Regions from separate parts of the Mus musculus genome. Here region 1 is linked to region 2. A link is a loop called in an ENCODE intact Hi-C map of the cell type or tissue named here. Cell type or tissue: heart. All regions are shown on one strand. Region 1 holds the start of Atp2c1 (ATPase, Ca++-sequestering). Region 2 has its middle 25 kb from the start of Pik3r4.

Region 1 (2,500 bases), 96 kb before region 2:
GCAACCTAGCTCCCTTAATGCAGAGAGCCTGAGTCTCTAGCACTAGTCAAAATCATTTAAGATTTTAAGATGCAGTTTCCTTGATAATCCTAATGATCTGTCAGGTATTTTGTTTTTTGGTTTTTGTTTTTTTTTTTTTTTTTCAAATGAGGCATGAGCTTTGGGGAAAAGGGGTCACCAAAGGGTTTCCTTCTGCTGCCCTCTGCTTCCATTTCTGGGAAGCCTCTTACTAACTGGGTCATTTTCTACCACGGAGGAAAAAAGAACAGGACACTGGCAATATCTGTCGCCTGGCTCTGCCGTTCTAGAGAGAGCACAGGGCAGAGCGCTTGTGGCTGGTCATCTTCTATGTGGTGACAGACCTGTCTTTCATATTTCTAGTCCGTTGCCAAGCTTCTAAATGAGCTCCTGGATTTAAATGGGCCACACATTGTTCTCTCTCTAATCCAGTGCAATTACGAAAGCAGTTTTTAGATATCAATGTATAATGTAATCAATGTAATGAACACACATGTTTTTAAATGAAATAACCAGACATTTTAAACAGGCTTATTAAGATGCGTCTATACCCACATGCTAGAACTTCCTGTTGGAAACTGTAGCTTTCAATTGGCTAAAAGGATTAATAATTATTGTGCTCTGTCCCCTATGCACCACATATAAGAATCACCTATTATATCCAAATGATCTTATCAGCCCACTAATGATCTGATTATAGCCACACAGATAACCTTCATTTTGCAAATCCTAGTGACATTAAAATAATCACAGAAACATGCAAGAAAATAAGTGTGTTTCTAGGGTATACTGCTTCATCTATTGAGCTACGAACGGTTTCAGAATTTGTCTTCGAAACACTGAAAAAATGATCAAAGTATCAAAGAGTCACCTCCGTAGTATGGTAGGTTCATCTAGATAACGGAAGAAAGCAAAATAAGTGTCAAACACACACACCCAGAACATTTGCATAATTTATCTCAGGACCCAAACGTTCCACAGCCAAGTAACCCCTCACAAGCGGCAGGCTCCTCTGACTGCCAAGCTCGAGTAACTACAGGCTGGATCTGACCTCTGCCTATGAACACCAGTAAGCCAGCAGAGAAACATTCCCCAAGCTTCGACAGGCCACACCCAGAAATAAGCACCAGTTATTTTTAAAGTTAGCACAAACAAAATAGTACCTGCTCTTCGGCCCTTTGGCTTCTCAGCGTTGATAAATATTTCCGAATAGAGTGGAGAGGATACTTTTTCAAGTAAGAAAATCCGGACGGAGGCAATAAGTTCTCCATACTGAGGGGAAACCCGAGGGTCCTTGTCTGCCCCTCCCTGACAGCGACCAAATGCGACCTAGACACTTAGTCTCTGCTGCCTAGCCGCTCCTTTGAAGTGCCACCACTTTGCTGCAAACCGAGCAGGTGTCAATCTTATAGCTCCCCCTTTGAGTGGAAGTTCCTAGAGACAGCTGAGGGAGGCGGGTCATCTAGAAACCTCCAGAACTGCAATGCCCAGGAGCCAGAGGCAGGAAGAAGTTCAGGGCTGGCCCGAAGAATGTAAACAGCCCAGCGATAGCGATATGACTGACTGTCCTATTTTGAGCAGCAAGGCTCTGTTGCAAGCGATGTTAATATTAGCTAGCGGGTGACTTTCCATACCCACGGACTCTCGTGAGGTTTAATTTTAATTCTTCCGACAGTATTTCTGGTGATTCTTTCTTTCTTTCTTTCTTTCTTTCTTTCTTTCTTTCTTTCTTTCTTTCTTTCTTTCTTTCTTTCTAAGAGGGCATGACATGAGGTTTTCCCAGTTTCCTTTGAGCTTTCTTGTCATTACCAACACACACTAACAACCTTCAACTGAGCCTCCGCTCAAAAGTGTCAATTCATTTCAGCCTTGAGAAACGCTGTTTTAGAGTTCTTATTTTATTATTTTTATTCATCTCTCATATGTTACATCCTGACCACAGTTTCTCCTCTCCTCCCAGCTCCTCCACCCACACATTCCTCCTCCCCACTCCCCAGGAGGAGGAAAAGGGTCCCACACATAGGCAAAAGAGTCTGGGACAGACCCAGCTCTCAATGTTAGCATTTCCACATGAACCCGGAGCTACTCAGCCATAACATACATGCAGAGGACTTGGGGCAGACCCCTGCAGGCTTCCTGGTCTCTGCAAGTTCCCATGAGTGTATTGATTCTGTGGACCCTGTTAGAAGACTAGCACTGTTTGAAAACTAAGCAAATCACACACACACACACACACACTCACACACAGACACCACCCCTTCATGGACATTATGGGGTTGGCCAGCTCTGTGGACATTCATTGAGTTCTGTGGTGCATTGTGCTACGTGCCAGTAACCAGACACTTTGCATTTATTGGGCAATGGCTGCAAACAGATTCTTTTCTGAGTTAAAAGGCTTCTTGCCTTGAATCCTTATCGCAAAGCCACAGGCTGAACTCAGAACCATTAAATTTCCCCGAGGCTTTCTCCTGAGTATCTGTGA
Region 2 (2,500 bases):
GGGAATGCCTGGGGCTGGTTTGCCATTGATCTTCCTGGCCTGACAGGTGCATGAGTCAGCTACTTTCAAAAGGCTAAGAACAGAGTGAACATATATAAATCAAGGTTTTATAAATTAAATATTTCCATTTAACTCACACTATAATTTCAGAGGCATTAAATCTTTATTCAGATGACCTTTCACTGTCAGAGATGGACTATTTCAGCCTTAAGTTAGCACTGCCTACTGCGTCTGGAACACACAGTTATTTTGTAAAAGGGCTCCTAAGGATTACTGGAATTTATACTTAAGTAATCATTTCATAAAAAGCAATTTCTGTGCCTGAAAATGCATTCAGTATTCCTATGTTTCATCAGATGACATTTTTTCATTGAACATTCCAGGAGAAATATGCTAGACCATCCTCAGACCACAAAGTTTAAGAGGGGGAAACATTTAAAGGCATTAAGAGACAAGTTATCTCTATGTTCCATTTTTTCCTTTGGTACGTCAGCAGATCATTCCGTTAGGAAATGAAAATAAATGATAAAAATATGATAATGATGTTCTAGACATTAAAATGGCTAAAACACCATTTACTTCCTACAAGGAAAAAAATTCTCTCTGGAGCTTAAAGTTCTTAGGGAAAATGGGCTCATAAAGACATAAATCATCATAAATTCTAATGTAAATTCAATAAGATAAATTGACACAATAAACCTGTATACAACTGAGCCCCAAAACTAACATTATTTTATTTTCTGTGTTCTTTGGGTGAGACAAGGTCTCATGTAGTCCAGGCTGGCCCTAACCTTAGAATGTAGTCATGGATGAATAAAGGATAGAGCCTGAAGTCGAGGATGGCTTGAACCATTCATTCAGCTGCTCCCTGCTCCCTGGGTAGTGATGGGATTACAGTCATTTGCACCTCACATAGTGTATAAAACACTCTACAAACTGAGCTAGTCCCCCAAGCTATCCTCTGCCTTTTTTAGTAATTGTTGTCATTAACATCATCTTTTTTTGTTGTTATTGAATAACAGTATATGCCTAATGCTTTCTTGTACCCACAGTCTCATGTGGTCTCCTTGTTTCTATTTTAGAAAACAAGATACTAAGGTCCAAGAGGTTTTGAGCAGTTCATCCAAGAATGAGTCCTAGCTCTAAGACCCAGACTCTGGAATCCTGTCCCTAGCAGCTCAGATCCTCCCACTGGGATGCCCTGCCCCCTAGTGGATTTCTGCTCATTTTGCCCATTCCCATCACCCAGGAAGAAAAGTCATTCTCTTTCCTTTCCTTTCCTTTCCTTTCCTTTCCTTTCCTTTCCTTTCCTTTCCTTTCCTTTCCTTTCCTTTCCTTTCCTTTCCTTTCCTCTCCTCTCCTCTCCTCTCCTCTCCTCTCCTCTCCTCTCCTCTCCTCTCCTCTCCTCTCCTCTCCTCTCCTCTCCTCTCCTCTCCTCTCCTCTCCTCTCCTCTCCTCTCCTCTCCTCTCCTCTCCTTTTCTTTTCTTCTCTCTTCTTTCTTTCTTTCTTTCTTTTTTAATTACACATTATTTGTTGTGACTGTTTAATCTTAAACATTTAAAAACATGAAAGTGTTTTCTGTCACATCTCCTCCAGTATTGAAAGATATGATTATTTCTAAGAGGACAACTGGAAAGCTCTAAGGAGGTTCTGAACACATTCCAAGAACATACCCCTGACGTTGAATTCAACATGGCTTCTCTGTTCTCTGCAGCTAATTGTGTGTTCCCAACATCTCTCCCCAGATCGCATATATAGGCTTGAGACACGTCAGATCGAGTTAGAATGGCACTGAGATTCTTCGAGTACTCTCCTGGGCTCCCTAAAGAGACTGGCAATATATTTAAGGCAAGAAAGATATTCAAAGAGATCTGAATTTGTTTTTCTCTGAGCTTACCTGAATTCCTCTGCCTTAAGTACTTTTCTAATGAATCTCTCTCACTTTGGTACTGTTAAAAACCATCACAGTATTAAAATGCATAATTGAATGGCCTTGGTTTAATTAGGAAGGACTTGGGTTAATATTAGATTAGACTGCAGAAAGCAACATGGATAGATTTTTAAAAGTGAATTAGGCTGTTATTTAAGCCACTGTTCATCACAATCAGAAGGAGAAGGAAAGGGAGGAGGGGGAGAAAAAGAAGGGGAAGGAGGAGGAAGAGGAGGAAGAACAAGGAGAAGAAGAGGAGGAAGAAAAGGAGAAGAGGAGGTGGAAGAGGAGGAGGAGAAGAAAAGAAGGAGAAGGATACAGAGAAGGAGAAGAAAAAAAAGAAGCAGCCACCATCCTGGGTGTAATAGCATCAGAACGAGGGCTGACTGGTGAGTTATAATGCTCTATGTCCAGCCAGTAGGCCATGCTGTGGAGGGCTAGGGAAACCTTGGGGCTTCATCTTTATTAGAGAGCTAGTTTTTAAAAACTTGGTATCTTTCTATTTGCGAGAAACAACCACTGTGATAAAAAGATAACCAACAAAGACAGGGTTGTGTACAATCTTCCAT

The links. A loop is a pair of places that touch in the nucleus more often than their neighbours do. Peaks named below come from ENCODE experiments on the same cell type or tissue, not always from the same donor. Only the 100,000 strongest peaks of a DNase experiment are listed, where the experiment ranks them.
Region 1: a loop joins it to region 2, with 2.6 times the contacts of the local background. A loop is called at or near these places in 5 of 42 quality-filtered maps.

The regions. Positions count from the first base shown.
Region 1 is chr9:105,519,859-105,522,358 of GRCm38, forward strand. It overlaps Atp2c1 (ATPase, Ca++-sequestering), which reads right to left and starts at 1,399. Exons shown (of 27, transcript NM_001253831.1): 1 at 1,182-1,399. The coding sequence starts at 1,289. In heart, no CTCF peak of the experiment used is centred here; a DNase peak (open chromatin) is centred at 1,493; H3K4me3 peaks cover 1,897 bases; H3K27ac peaks cover 2,149 bases.
Region 2 is chr9:105,616,279-105,618,778 of GRCm38, forward strand. No RefSeq gene overlaps it. Among named protein-coding and RNA genes, the nearest start is that of Pik3r4, 25 kb to the right of the region's middle. In heart, a CTCF peak has its summit at 1,203 (motif pointing left); no DNase peak of the experiment used is centred here.